2 separate regions of the Homo sapiens genome follow, and region 1 is linked to region 2. Evidence: chromatin loops called from intact Hi-C (ENCODE). Cell type or tissue: Calu3. All regions are shown on one strand.

Region 1 (8,000 bases), 98 kb after region 2:
GATGCCCCTGTATTTCAAGGAGGGTATCACTGTTCATTGGGATTGCACAAAAGCAGGCCAGAAAAACCTGGGTCACCAAATAGACTTCCTTCTGACCCACTGACCCACTCTTCTCCTAGGCCTGATAAAAGGGAGAAGAGGAGAGAAGATGAGAATTGGAAAAAGAGGATAGAGCAACATAGGAGTTCATTGTTAGTTCTGGAGTTGTTAGCGTTCTTCAGAGCAGTGGCCTTTTTTCAAGCTCACATCATCTAATCCAATCTCCCCAGTGTGACCACGCCTTTTTTCACCTTTGAAGACGACCTAGGGAGAGAATGCACACACCAGTCAAGCCTCCTCTGCCCCTTTCTAATGCCTCCTTATTAAGCAAAAATAAAGGCAAACCTTCCCCCAAACCAATTTTAAACTTATTTTGCAGGAGGAAAAAAACAGAATATAGTTGCCAGTATCACTGAAGCTTCTCTTTCAGTAGAAACTGAAGTCATCAAACTGTTCATCAGACCACATTACTCAGAATCAATTATTCTTTAAAAAGCCATTCTAAGCTATAGACCAATTCGATTTAGGATTGTTTATAAAGTGCACACTTTTGTCAAGGATTACCAAAGTTAGAAGAGTGTGATAGAATATAAAGGAACAGATATTAGGAGCCAAAGATCTGAAAGATCATAATCACACAGCCTATCTTAAATGTTTCTTAGTTCCTTTGTGGTTAACATCGCTTTCTTGCTGAAAATGGAATAGAATCAAACACCATAATCCAATCACACTGTTGCTTTACCTATGTAAAAACCAAAAACTTTTATTATTCTTACATTATATTTTCTATAGAGCATCCTTGCTCCTTATAAAACAAGAGAAAACCTAAGTGCTATGATTTAAAATGATTATCTTGTTTTATTTCTCTAAACAATAAAAATACTGAGAAAAGTTTTAAGAAAAAATATGTAAGAATTAAACAAAATCCAAGTACTCTGATAAAAACTGTATTAATGGAATCTATCTTTTCTTTCTAAAATGGTTTCTTATAAACTATACCTACATACAGGCATAGGTATCTCCCAACAGCAAGTTTCATAAGCACCAGCAAAATGATGACATTTTCCCAAATGCATTCATAATTTTGTTGGGATGCCCTAGACCATTTTTTTGCTACCTATGTCTTGATTACTTAAGATCAAATTTATATATTCCATCAAAGCACTTCCCACATCCTGTCCTGAATAGAATAGTGCTTTCCAATTGTAGTTCTGAGTTCCCACCCTACGCTGCTTAACTGTGATCTCTGAAACAAAGAAAAAAATTTGAACTTGAAAGAAACATTTCAAAAAAGAAAAAAGAACCATCTCCTGGGTAATTTATGGTAGTAAAAGTTTGAAATCTAAGGAATTAAAAGGAAAGGGAAAGCAGGAACAATTAAGCTCACCACCCCACCCTTGGAAGTTTCTGTTGATCAACTTTAAAAAAAACCAAAAAAACTTTTCTATTCCTAGATTTTTTTTTCCATTAAAAAAAAATGGATCTTTACCAGGGTTAGGGAGAGGTGGTGATCACAGGTTGCAATGAAGAAGGATGAAGAAGCAGAAAGTGGTTTCAGAAAGAGACACTGAATGGAGTCATCAGGCCCAGAAAAAAACCCAAACCTTTATCTGAGCCTGAATTCACACAGCAAGGCTTCTTCAAATTCAGATCCCAGAGTTCTCCTATGAAAGGAAAACGTCCCAGGTCCTGCCTCCTTTGTGGATCTACTTACGCTCTTGATGTCAGCCCCTCGCAAGGTGATCTGTGTTTGCCTCCAGCCATGGCCACCATTTCTTCCCCACAGGGCTGCTCCGTGGGCACCGTGTTTTCTCACAAACACCTGGAGTGTGCCAGAGTGCAGCCCCGTCACCTTGTGCCTGAATGACAGGCACAGGTCCCCTGAATGCATGAGGCGGCCGAGAGGTAGCACCAAGCGTGCAGCTTTTCCCCCTGGGGCTTTGGCTGCCGACACTGTCAGATATTGTCCACCTGGAATGGGAAAAGCAGGGCTGTGTGTATGTGCCAATATCCCTTTCTAGAACAAGCAGCATGGACAGGAGTTTTAGTTTTTTTTTTTTTTTCTTTTCTTTGTAAAGAATTCCAGATTTTTGAAGAAGAAAAATATGACTTATTTGTATGCCTGTCTTAAGTTCTATGGTATGTGTTTACAGAAAACATTCACTTACTTTGCTCATGGAAAGTACAAGTAATGCCAGAGACACACAATAATTAGTAACCAAACACTATGAATATTTCCAGTGGAATATGATCAGACATATAGGCATACAACAACATATACACATTCACCACCTTGTGACCCTCACCAGTTTATGATAACGTTGTCCAACACCCCTGGCGATCTGGCTTGGTGGTTTGGTAAAACTGACCCTAAATTTCTAGGGAGAATTTTCTGGTGGATAATTAACCTCTGAACAGTAAAGCAGATGGTGATTTAAAGGGCCCTATATCTGCTTATTCTCTCCTCCCCCAACTTAAAAAAAAAAAATCTCTAAACGTAAAGGTTCTTTAAAAAAAAAATCAGAGTTGGCAGAGCTTCTCACACTGGTGTAAATCTAACACCAGGAAGATACAGAGGTATTCAGGAAACCCTCCCCGTCTTCCTGGAGCTTCAATTTTATTTGGAGGTAAGCCATTTAAAACATTTTTATAGTAAAACAAATCTATATCATATCTATTCTATAAATATGTCCTATTATATATACATGAACACAAATATTAATAAAAACTTTCACTTTAGATAGACCACTTTGATGATGTTCTCAGATCCCTAGGGCTACAGAGTTTTCTTCCCTCTGTTGTTAAGGAAACTGCATTAGAAAAAAAATGGTTAAGCAGCAGTGAAGTGGGGGGTGCTGCTTCTCAAGAGAGAGAAAGTTGCAAGTAGTATTTTGAAACTTGATCCATGTACAAATGACATTCCCTCAGGCTATTTTATCTCAGTCAACTGAAAACACACTGTATGTTTCAACACTGGTTTTTCCATAGAAAAATGGTTGGAATGTTGAACATGTGTATCTATTTTGGTAGTAATCCCATTTAGTTTTCAGTTAACAGATATAAACTATCATCTCTTTCTTATGCTTAATTTATACAGGACATGATAAAATTTGGTATTAACTTTTTATTCCAGTGTCTTCTCTAACAAGTCCCGTCGGAGCTCTATAGGTCACAGGTGATTTCTGTGCACTTACTGTGTGCCAGCCTCTGTGCTAAGGGCTCCCCAGCAGGTTGTGAACAACTTAAAAGTCTGAACCAAAGTTTCCCCCAAACCTCTGTGTTACCCTGCTAGCAGGCAGCAGGTGTTTAAGGATGTTTGAATCAACGAATGATGTTCCAAGGATACAGCAAAAAACTGCAGGGAAATAGATCCTTGATTCACGTACTTGAATCACTAAAAATACATAATGTCTTAAGAATCTTTCTCCCACTTCCCTTGTCCCCTTCCTCCACAAACTAATCCAAACAATATTTTGGGCCAAAATATTTACATGTCTCACTATAAGTCAGCTTTTGAATCATCACAGGTACTCTGGTTAAGACTAAGATATAAGGTTATTACAGTTAACCTGCAAGTTTCGAGAAAACAAGGATTAAGTCCCTGTGGAATGTACACTGATACCATTCTGCCAGACGCTACCTGCAAACAAGACAACCTAACACACCAAGGTATTCTTTGCATATGCATTTAAAACTCTAAAATTTACAACATGATAAATGAGGTTATGATTGTTCTTCCTCTGTAGAGCTACTCTGTGCGCACCAGGTTTTGCTTTTGCCGTTTTTTTTTTTTTTTTTGGCCATGAAGAATTCGTTCCCTTTGTAATAAAGGAAATGATACAAGTTGGAACATTAACTAAGGGAAAAATTGATTCAGTGTCAAGCAAGTTACCTATTAAAATTTTCACTTCTGATTTCATAATTCTGGTGATAAATGTACAATTATATTAAACATTCATTCAGTTTACAGTATCACAATATCTCAAGAATTTTGGGGAGGGAGGGTAAATAATAGATGCTGCAAAACTTGACCAGAAAGTTGGGTTATAAAATGTTAGTTTATTTATTTTTAATTCTGTAGTGGTTGGTGCCTTTAAATTTTCAATTCACAAAATCTAGAGGTATTTGTGAAGGTTTTGACTTCTGAACTTTTCTTATGTAATACATTCACATAAATGCACATGAATATGAACTTTTTTTAAAAAAAGGAATACTATATTTGCAGTGTTGTAAGTTGCTTCTTGTATAACCATTTTTCTATGGTAGCAAATACACTTTGCATTGCTGCAAGTATGCCAATAACCATTTAGCCAATTTCTTACTGAAGAACATTTAAGTTTCCAAATTTGCATGTTAAGATAAAAATACCATAAAATAGACAAACAAAAATGTTTTTAAATATTTGCAACAAATTAAAAAAGGATAATTTTTCTTTTTGTATAGAAAACTTCCATAAATCAATAAAAATACTAAAGAAAAATAAAGAACATCAGAGAAAAAATGACAAATATATGAAAATGTGATCAACTTTTCACAATAAAAGAAATGCAAAGTAAAATTAAAAGAGATTCCTTTTAACCTATAAGATTGGCAAAGATTTTGAAAATACTTTTATAATATATTGGGAATGGTTTTCAAATATTGTAGGAAGAAGTGTAAATTGCTACAACCTTTATAAAGGGCAATTTAATAAAATCTATCAAAATTCAAAATACAAATTCTCTTTTGACATAGCAATTCCACATTTAGGAATTTATTCTATGGATATAGTCTAACATATATTAAATAATGAATGTATAGGGTTATTCACTGCACTACTGTCTGAACTACCTAAAGTCTTGAAACAACTTATGTTCCTCTGTGGAGGGCTGGCTAAATACATTGTGGTACATCTGATGAGTAATGGAATAGCAGCCAGCCATAAATAAGAATGAGGGTGTTCTGTATGTACTGACAGGGGACATGCTTCAGCCACAATGGCTAATACTATTTTAGTGGTAACTCTGGGCGAGGCACTGCTTGAAATGCCTTACATATGTTTAGTGGATAGTACTTATTATCCCCATTTAAGTAACTTGCTCAAGGTCAAAGCTAGTATGTGGTGGTGCTGGGTTCCAGACCAGGTATTCTGGCTTCAAAGTCCATGTTCTTCCTGTTAACTCTTAAGGTAGTATCGATAAGTGACAAAGGCAAGGCACAGAAGAGAATGCCATTGTATCCAAAAATATCTCTCTGAGAACATAATCAAGAAACTGGCTGCATCTTGCTGGGTGGTGAATGGGAGTCAGGGATGGTAGAAAGCTTTCACTTATATTGTTGATTTATTTTACATTTATGTGTATTTTAAAATAATGTTTTAATGCTGAAATAGACATACTTGTATGTACATGCTGGCATACTTGATACATATGTAAGCAAATTCCTTGTAGCTATCAGTGGCAGACAGAGTGCTGAGTCAGTTGCCCTTAATCCTTGTTCTCCAGAGATCAAGGTTCCAGGAAAAGGGCCTTAGTTCTAGCTTTGACACACACAGGAGAAGGGTGTGTCCCCAGGGCCACAGCTACATACCTGCAGCGCATCACCATGTCTGTCAGCAGCACAATTTTCCATTTCTTAGAGGCATTGTTAATTTCACATCTCACTGTGACTGAATGTGATAAAACCTAATAGCACCATGAAAGGCAGCTAGCAAATGCACTTATTTTGCAGCTATTTCTTAAGGTTTTGAGTTTTGAGAGTTTTCTTAGAAATATTAGCATATAAGAATATTTACAAATCTGGATCTTGGATTAGAACTGCACATCATTAAAATCATCCATAATTGGATATCCAAACACATATTCTTTTATAAGTGGTATAATCTAGATAGAAATAGGTAAATAATTAGCTTGGTAATTAGAATAATACACAGAAATTATTATTTATTATTTTTTTTTGACGGAGTCTTGCTTTGTCACCTAGGCTGGAGTACAGTGGCGTGATCTCGGCTCACTGCAAGCTCTGCCTCCCAGGCTCAAGCGATTCTCCTGCCTCAGCCTACTGAGTAGCTGGGACTACAGGTGCCTGCCACCACGCCTGGCTAATTTTTGTATTTTTAGTAAAGACGGGGTTTCACTATGTTGGCCAGGCTGGTCTTGAACTCCTGACCTCAGGTGATCCACCCACCTCAGCCTCCCAAAGTGCTGGGATTACAGGGGTGAGCCACTGTGTCTAGCCGATTTTTTATATTCTTCTCTGGCCTTCACATGTGATACACACACACATACACATACATACACACACACACATACACACACACACACACACATACACTCCATCCACCTGAATTTCCTAGAATAAAAAACCATGAAAAGGTAAGCTTTATTAGTATTTTCCCATCAGTGCTGGGTTATAATTCTCTCAACATATTCTAAAAATATATTCTGCAATTCCATCCTCACATATCCTGCCTTCCAACTCTCTGCCATCTTTTGGTCTTCCCATCCTTCTTTCCAAGCTAGAATCCTGCTCACTGAATTTCTTGGGACTATTTCCACATTCCATTCTGAATCAGGCTCTCAGAGCTGGTTTAGAGGTTTTCTAATCCAACTTTCATCTGATGCTCAAAACCTTTTAACAGTATCTTGCCATATGTCACCCAGTCAAATGCTTCCACCAAGATAACTCACTCTTTCCATGTCAGCCTGTTCTCTTTTTAGATGACAGTGAGCCAAAATGAATCTCCCTGTATTTTTTACCCATCAATCCTATTCTCATCCCCTTTCGGTCACAGAGAACAACTCTAACCCTAGTCAATTATTTGAAAAGGAACCCTGATGCATCATTTCTTCTCCAGGCTAAACGTTATGGTTCCTTTGCCTGTTTTTCACAAGCTTGGAGATACCTTTCCATGCAGGTCATCCTCTTCTAAGTGACCAACTCTATTCTTCTCATATTAGAAAAAAAGAATTCTCAAAAGTGGATTCACCACTTAACCAAAGTGGATTTTCATTCTTGAAACATAGCATATTTCTATAGAGATGGTCCATATTTCTGGCAGCAACATCACAAGGTTCGCTTAGATTGATTTCATTACACACTAAAACTCTAAAGTCTTCTACCCTTAGTGATATGTCAGGTCTTCCCCCTCACTCAGATGTGTGACTGGTTTCTCGACTATGAGCCATAACTTCGACTCAACCCCATTACATTTCACCTTCTTAATTGTGACCCATTAATCTAATTTTTCGAATGCTGGTTGTATCAGCACACATAGTCACTTTCCTCTCCAGATTTGAGTCAACCGTAGTTTGGTCAGTTTATCTTCAATATTAAGTTCAATGTCCTATTTATCTAAGTTCTTGGTAAAAACTTGGACCAATTCTAGAAAAGCATCCTCCAGGGACCGTAGCCAATCATCACGAGTTATCCAATCACTCAAGCAGGCATCTCTTCCTTTCAATTTGCTCTGTACTAACACGGTCCAATAACGATTTCAAATTTCTTTGTCTACCATTCTAATTTCTAACCCTCTTCTCATTTTTCCATCAGAGAGAAAGGGAGATTTGGGTCACAACAAATTTAAACATTTACAAATATAATGAATAATAAAAAAATGTTGAAAAGGACTAAATTGGTTCTAAAATACAGTATTTAAATTCTAAAACTCAAGTATTTTACATAGATTGTTTACATAGAAGTGCAGTGAATTCTCCTGAGTTTAGCATGAATTACTCTCCCCAGTGTAACTTACTTGAAGGAATCATTCATTATGACCATAAATATTATTCACCATTCTGTCATACATGACTGCCAAAGATCCCTCCTTCTGTAGCAAACTACTCCAGGTCAGTGGTCAGTCAGTCTAATCTACAGGTCTGTGATCTGCTAATCAGATCATGCACACTACCACATGCACACCTACTGAGGCCAGCCTGTGGTACAGTCAAAAACACAATAATGCTGCAGATGTTCTGAGTATT
Region 2 (8,000 bases):
GTGAGATAGCTCTTCACACCCAAGTGTTGGCAAGGATGAGGAGAAATTAGAACCCTGGTGCATTAATAGTGGGATTGTAAAATGATGTAGCTTCTATAGAAAATATTTTGGCACTTGCTTGAAAAAGTAAATATGGAATTGCCATATGAGTCAGTAATTTGACTGCTAGATGCTTACCAAAAAGAATTGAAAACAGGGACTCAAACAGATATTGTACACCAATGTTCATTGTAGCATTATTGACAAGTCAAAGGTGGAAACAACCCAAGTGTCTATCAACAGATAAATTAATAAACAAAAGGTAGTATATACAGTGTAATGTTCAGCCATAAAAAGACACGAAGTTCTGATATTTGATGCAGAGTGAATGAACCATGTAAATATTATGCTAAGTATAATCCACATATAAAAAGGACAAATATTGTATAATTTCATTTATATAAAATATCAACAATCAGCAAATTCATGGAGACAGGAAGTAGATTAGTGGTACCACGGGCTGGGGGAGGGAGGAATGGAAATTAATGCTTAATGAGTCCAAAGTTTCTCTGAGATGATGAAAAAAATTGGAAATAACTAGTGGTGATGGTTGTACAGTATTGCAAGCGTACTTAAAACCACTGAATTCTACACTTAAAAATGGTTAAAAGGAAAAATTTTATGTTATATATGTTTTACCTCAATTTTTTCAAATAAGGTATAGAATTTAATGTGTTCAGGCTACCCTAATATCACCCGCTTATCTGAGCCCTACACTTTCTGATCAGTAGTAGTGAAGAAGTTTTCATAAGAGTTGTTCTGATGAGGTCTTTTTTAACCTCTGAAGGTATTTTGGGTTTTTTTTTAAGTGAATCTTCGGAAACTAACAGCTTTTCTTCTAAGTGAAAATCAGTGTGCTGCAGCTGGCAGCTGACAGCATTAAAATCATCCATTTGACATACAAATTAGTACTGGAGTGTCTTTTGTCATACAGATATGCAGAAATTACTATACAGTGACCAGATGTATTGGATATATTATCTAAACTCACATAGAAGACAGAATGGATCTGAGAAATACAGCTTATTCATGTGCCTGAATAAGTATTATATAATCAGAAGCCATGTGATACCATTTTAATATGTATTCATTAACTATTTCCTGTAATTACAATTGATTAGCGGTTTATTGCTATAAGATGGTTTCTTTACAATTACCACTTCCCCTTTTGTATTTGTATTTGGCCCTGCTTCCACATTAAATACATCAGAAAACCTTTGGAATCTGCCATTTTTTATCTAGATAAAACATTGCTTTTCACCAGAACAGAGTAAAGAAGGACTGCAAAGATCTTAGTTTACTTAAGGTACCATGTAGAGGCTTCTCTAGGCCAGAATTTAGTCTTGCTAAATCCCACTTGTCAGTTATTCCTTAATTCACTTTATCTTAAAGGTTAAATAAAGCAATGAGCTATAGTGTATAGTATAATCAAGTATAGTCAAATATGCTGTAAGCAAAGCTATATTACTAAGTCTTAAGAAAAATCAGATAATCTCTAATGAGTGAAGTGGAGTCCTAGATCTCTGAAATGTATGGTACTGTTCACAGGGTAGACCCGTTTTTGTGCTAATCCTTGTTGCTGTATGGATGAGTTTAATTTGACAAGCCAAACAAATGTCGACTGCATCTATTGGTAGGAAGACCTTTGTATCAAAACAAGCATGAAGTCAATTCAAGCCTTTATTGTGTCACATTTAAAATGAAAAACACGGCAAAGTCTCACTCTTGTGCTGTTGCAAAAATAATCGTTTTTTAAAAAGTCATGTGAGATATTACATCTTTGGCTACTAAACTGTAATTAGATTCTCTGGGCTTAGAAACAAAACATGCCAGCAGGATATATACAGAGAGCCCCAGAAAGATACCTCTTACAAAACTGAAGCATGCTGAATTAATCTCAGAGAACAAGTATATAAATCTGGGAATTGAAGCAATAACTATTCAGATCAATAGGGAGAGCTAGTCTACCATATCATGTATTAAGTAAACAAGGATATAAAAAGGTACATTTTTATATCCTTGAGCAGAGTGTTCAGATATAAAGGAGAATTTTTATTTTGACATTAATCAAATGTTACCTAGTGGAAAATGTATAATTTGTTTTGATACCCATGGCAACCATTACCCACATTACCCTACTTCTAACATAAGGTCAAAGTTTCAGCTTGTAAAAACTCCATAGTGAATCCATCTCTTTCCTGAAAGTAAATCGTGATGTTTAGTAAGAATAATGAGTTGGTACCATAGCATGCTTAATGTGTTATTGTGCTGTTTTCCTCCCTGTGGGAAAATAAGGTAATGGGATGCAACTCTAGAGACAGTGATGGGTCTCAGACTGGAAAACTGGCCAACAACATAGAATAGAAGAAATTGAAAGCTCCAATTAGTGTTTTTATAACTTTAGTTTTAAGAAAAAGTGTAAATGTCTTATTGGTATGTTAGTCTCTGAAACTCATAAGACTAAAATTAATTATTAACTATATCTAGATAATATTTTGTGATTATGAGACCACTAATATTTTATCCCCAACAGTGTATCACATTCAAAAGGATATCTACAAAAGAAACTGGAGGAATCTTTGCCTCTCACTTTGTCTTATCTTTTCAGAAAATATTAGAGACAGTTCATCTTACCCTTAAATTGTTATATTCTTGGCACAAAGTTAATACTTTTCTTTTGTTATCAAAAGAAATATTCATCTAAACATATCTAGTTGCAGGCAGATGGGCAATTATTCTTTAAAGCAAAACAAAAAATAGAAAAGAGTAATGTATATCTGAATAATATTTTATTCTTGTCTAGAAACCTAGACAAGAGACAGTTTATGTGGATATTCTATCACTAAACAGTGTGAGTAACTGATACTTTCTACATGTGGCATGTAATAATTAAGTTTAAAATGTGATTTCAGTTGTTTTTAAATAAAAATGATCAGATTCATAATAAGCAAGACATGCCATTGCATCTACTTTTTAAAATAAGGTAACAACCCAATTGTGTTAATTTACACTCCCCTGTAGCCCTAGTATATTTGATCTGTAGATGATAGGTTGGAAGTTAATTTGTGTTGTGGTAATATGAGGCTTTTCCCCCCTCTCCCGGCTCCCCATTACTTCCTGGATTCCTTAACCAAGCTAAACCAAGTTTTAAGATATTGTGGTGATCATTGGTAGCCTTTACCTTTTGCTAGTCTCTTTGTTCATTCAGGCTACAAGAACAAAATACCAAAGATTGGGTGGCTTATAACAATAGAAATTTATTTCTCACAGTTCTGGAGACTAAGTCCAAGATAAAGGCTCTGGTAAGAGCCCACTTCATAGTTCATATATGGCCATCTTTATGCTGTGTCTTCATGTGGAAGAAGGGGCAAGGAAGCTCTCTCAGGTCCTTTTTATCAGGTACTAATTCTATTCATGAAGGGTCTCCCCTCATGACCTCATCACCCCCAAAGGCCCTCCCTCCTAATATCATTACCTTGGGGTTAAGATTTTAACATATGAATTTGGGGAAGACACAAACATTCAGACCGTGGCACCCTTCTCTCTTTAGCCCTGTCACCTTCCCCCCTTTGCTCAAGCTCTTCCTCTAGCCTTTGGTCTCAGGCACCTGAGATTATCCTTCTACAATTATGTGTTCAAAAGAGTCAAAATAACTTCATAAGACACTGTAAACCAATTCAGCATATGTGTTGTCCCTGTATTAAACTTCTCTAGCTCCAGATAGTATCTATCTAGTTCTTCAGATTAATATGATACTTCTAGAACTTCTAAACGTGTCATGGGTCTTTTTACCTGTTCTAAAATTTATTAGACCTCTTTATACCTTAAGCATTTAGTTAAAGAATGAGAAGTGAATATCCTTTATCAGCTTCAAGTATGCAAGGAATTCTTTCTTGATCTTGTTATACCTATAAGCACTGGCTATGGTTAAACTTGGCTTTCTTCCTGACATTTTTCTTGCCTTGCTCGTCAGCAAATGTTTTAGTCTGTAGGTTTATATTAGATTATAAGAAAATAGTTTATATATTAATGCACCTTGAACATGCTGGACATCATATAAAAGTTGGGAGTAACAGTGGAAACTCTTCTACATAACTCTGATTTGTTAAGTGATAAAAGATTACTTCGAAAGACTCATGAACTAAAAACTCCTGTTGAGTCCTTATTCTTATAGCTTTTCATAAGTTTTGTGTAGTAAAAAGCAAAGTAGTAGTGAAGAGGGCCTTAATACACCTAATCCAGACATTGGTTTTCTTGGTTTTTTAACATGTTTACTAGAAATATTATATGGTAAAATATAAGCAGTTTTTAAAAAGAGAGAGCAAGCTTTTTTCCAATTTCCAGGAAAAACTGCAAAGTCATCATCTTAATCTTGTGATCTTTGGCACTCACATTTGTGACCTGACACAGGATGAAAGTTATCTTGTCTCAATATGTGTTATTCTACATACCCACCCTGTACTCCACAGCCCACCATTTAATTACTCCTTACCACAGGAATGTCTGTGGCTGAATAAGAAACTAACCATAGTTGCCCTCCCATTTGACCCACAGAGGTTGGAACTTGGCTGTGATCCATCATAGTCCTAACTGTTTTTTGAATCTCAGTTTTTATTGTATACATTCTTTTCAGGGCATAGCGTACTTTGTGTAATATGACCAGTGGCTTGAACACAGTGTGGGTTTACTAGTCTCAGTTGTCTAGTGTAAACAGAAGCTGATAAATGCTTGTTGCTGAAATTCAGTTCCCAAATGTCATAGATCAAAAGAAAATTTACCACAAGACTTATTAGGGCTCCTGATACAAAATGATATTAGATGATGGAATTTTATCAGAAGAGCCTTGTCTTCTCACATAAGCCAGTGCATGTTTTTAAGAACAAGAATTGTTTTCAAGCAAACTTTTCTATCATAGTTTGCTTTTCAAAAAAATTTCCACATAGCCATTTCTGGAAGGACTTGTTTAAAAGTAGAAACTATTATTAATCACTAATCTATAAATCTATAGGAAGATCCTAATTGCCATATTCACAAACACTAAGTCACTAACATAATTTTAAAAATTAAAACATAGTATAAAAGAAAACTTTTTAACCTGGAGTTCATCATGAATTTCAGGAGGTTTTTGAACTAATTGAAATTATGTGTAAAGTGTTCCACATAAATGCCATTTTTTGAGACACAATATTCATAGTCTTTATCTGATTGCCAAAGCGTTTGTGACCCAGTACATTAAGAGTCACTGGTAAAAATCACTCCTCCATCATAAAGAGTTCACCATGAACACCATAAAGCCGTATCTCACATTCCATTTGGGGACAAGTTTGCATTTTACATTTGAATCTATGCGTTTGCAAAGTGTTGTAAATTTCTCTCCTATAAAAGGAGTGATTAAGGAAAGGATAACGGAAGAAGAGAGGATAGAAGGAAACCATCTTGTAATAAGGATCTGCCTGTGAATCGGGCATATACACACACACACACACACACTCACAGAAACACAGGCACACCTCAAAGATACTGCAAATTCAGTTCCAGACCAACCCAATGAGGCAAATATGGCAATAAAATGCATCACACAATTTTTTTGTCTCCCAGTGCATATAAAAGTGGTTTACACTATACTGTAGTCTAGTAAGTATGCAACAGCATTATATCTAAATTAAGTACATACATACCTTAATCAAAAAATGCTTTATTGCTAAAAAAAAAAAAAAAAGTATGCTAACAGTCACCCAAGCCTTCTCTAAATCATAATCTTTTCACTGGTGCAAGGTCTTGCCTCCACACTGATAGCTACTGACTGATGGTTGCTAAAGGTTCCTAAAGGGCAATGGTGGCTAAAGATTGAAGTGGCTGTGGCAATTTCTTAACATAAGACAACAATGACGTTTGCCGTATCAATTGACTCTTCATGAAAGATTTCTCTGTAGCATGCAGTGCTATTTAACAGCATTTTACTCACAGAAGAACTTCTTTCCAAATCAAGTCAATACTCTCCAATCCTGTTGTTGCTTTATCAAATAAATTTATATAATAAATGCTTTGTTGTCAAAAATGACACAGCATCTTCACCAGAAGTAGATTGCATCTCAAGAAAACACTTTTTTTTTTGCACATTCATAAGAAGCAACTCCTCATCCATCCAAGTTTTATCATGAGATTGCAGCAGTTCAGCCACATCTCAGGCTCTGCTTCTAATTCTAGTTCTTTTACTATTTCCACCATATCTGCACTTTCTACCTCCACTGAAGTCTTGAACTCCTCAAAGTCATCCATGAGGGTTGGAATCAACTTCTTCCAAACTCCATTTCATGTTGATATTGTGACCTCCCAAGAGTCACAAATGTTTTGAAAGGCATCTAGAATGGTGGATTATTTCCAGAGGATTTCAATTTATTTTGCCCAGATGCATCAGAGGAGTCACTATCTATAGCAGCTACAGCCTTACAAAATGTATTTCTTAAAGAATAAGACCTGAAGGTTGAAATGACTCCTTCATCCATGGATTGCAAAATGTGTTAGAATGCATGAAGACAACATTCATCTCTTTGTATGTTCTCCGTCAGAGCTCTTGGGTGACCAGGTGCATTGTCAATGAGCAATAATATTTTGAAAGGAATCTTTTTTTCTGAGTAGTAGGTCACAACAAAGAACTTAAAATATTCAGTAACCATGCTGCAAACAGGTGTGCTGTCGTCCGGACTTTGTTGTTCCATTTATAGAACACAGGCAGAGTAGATTTGGCATAATTCTTAAGGGCCCTAGGATTTTGGAATGGTCAGTGAGTATTAGCTTCAACTGAAAGTCACCATCTACATTAGCCTCTAACAGGAGAGTCAGCCTATCCTTTGAAGCCTTGAAGCCAGGCATTGATCTCTTATCTCTAGTTATGAAAGCCCTAGATGGCATCTTCTTCCAATCAAAGGCTGCTTCATTTGCATTGAAAATCTGTTTAGTGTCATCAGCAATCTTAGCTAGATATTCTGGATAGGATAACTGCAGTTTCTCCATTAGTACCTGTTGCTTCACCTTACACTTTTAGTTATGGAGACAGCTTCTTTTCTTAAAGCTCATGAACCAATGTCTGCTAGCTTCCAACTTTTCTTCTCCAGCTTCCTCATCTCTCACAGCCTTCATAGAATTGGAGAGCTAAGGCCTGGCTCTGCAGATGGTGATTAAGAGAATGGTGTGGCTAGTTTGATCTCCTATCCAGACCACAAAAACTTTCCCTGTATCAGTAAGAAGGCTGTTTTGCTTTCTTATCGTTTGTGTGTTCACTGGAGTAGCACCTTTAATTTCGTTTAAGAATTTTTCCTTTGCATTCACAACTTGGCTGTTTGGCCCAAAATGCCCAACTTTTGGGCTATCTTGGCTATCAACATGCCTTCCTCACTAATCTTAATCTTATTTCTAGATTTTTTATTTAAAGTGAAAATTATGTGACTCTTCCTTTCATTTGAACACCAAAGGCCATTTTGAGGTTATTAATTGGCCTAATTTTAATATTTTTAATATTTTTGTGTCTCAGGAAATAGGGAGGCTTAAGGAGAAGGAGAGAAACAGAAATGGCTATTCAGTGGAGCAGTCAAAACACATTTATTCACTAAGTTTGCCATCTTATATAGGTATGGCTCATATCCCCCAAAGTAATTACAATAGCAGCATCTGAGATCACTTATCACAGATCATCATAACAGATATAATAATAATGAAAACGTTTCAAATATTGCAATAATTACTAGAATGGAACTTAGAGGTATGAAGTGAGCACATGCTATTGTAAAAATGGTACCAATAGACTTGCTTGACACAGGATTGCCACAACCCTTCAATTGGTTAAAAATGCAATAATTGTGACATGCACTATAGCAAAGCACAATAAATGAGGTGTTCCTGTATATACAATTTTTCCAACAACCCTCTAAGTGTACTGTTTAACTGAATTATTATTACACATT

The links. Peaks named below come from ENCODE experiments on the same cell type or tissue, not always from the same donor. Only the 100,000 strongest peaks of a DNase experiment are listed, where the experiment ranks them.
Region 1: it touches region 2 in a loop (7-fold over the local background); 2 of 110 quality-filtered maps call a loop at or near these places.

What each region holds. Positions count from the first base shown.
Region 1 is chr4:105,961,198-105,969,197 of GRCh38, reverse strand. It overlaps NPNT (nephronectin), which reads right to left. Exons shown (of 12, transcript NM_001033047.3): 11 at 1,754-2,010; 12 at 1-303. The coding sequence ends at 208. Among named protein-coding and RNA genes, the nearest start is that of NPNT, 70 kb to the right of the region's middle. In Calu3, no CTCF peak of the experiment used is centred here; a DNase peak (open chromatin) is centred at 1,957.
Region 2 is chr4:106,059,197-106,067,196 of GRCh38, reverse strand. The region is part of intron 25 of TBCK (TBC1 domain containing kinase); the gene reads left to right. Among named protein-coding and RNA genes, the nearest start is that of NPNT, 170 kb to the right of the region's middle. In Calu3, no CTCF peak of the experiment used is centred here; a DNase peak (open chromatin) is centred at 4,566.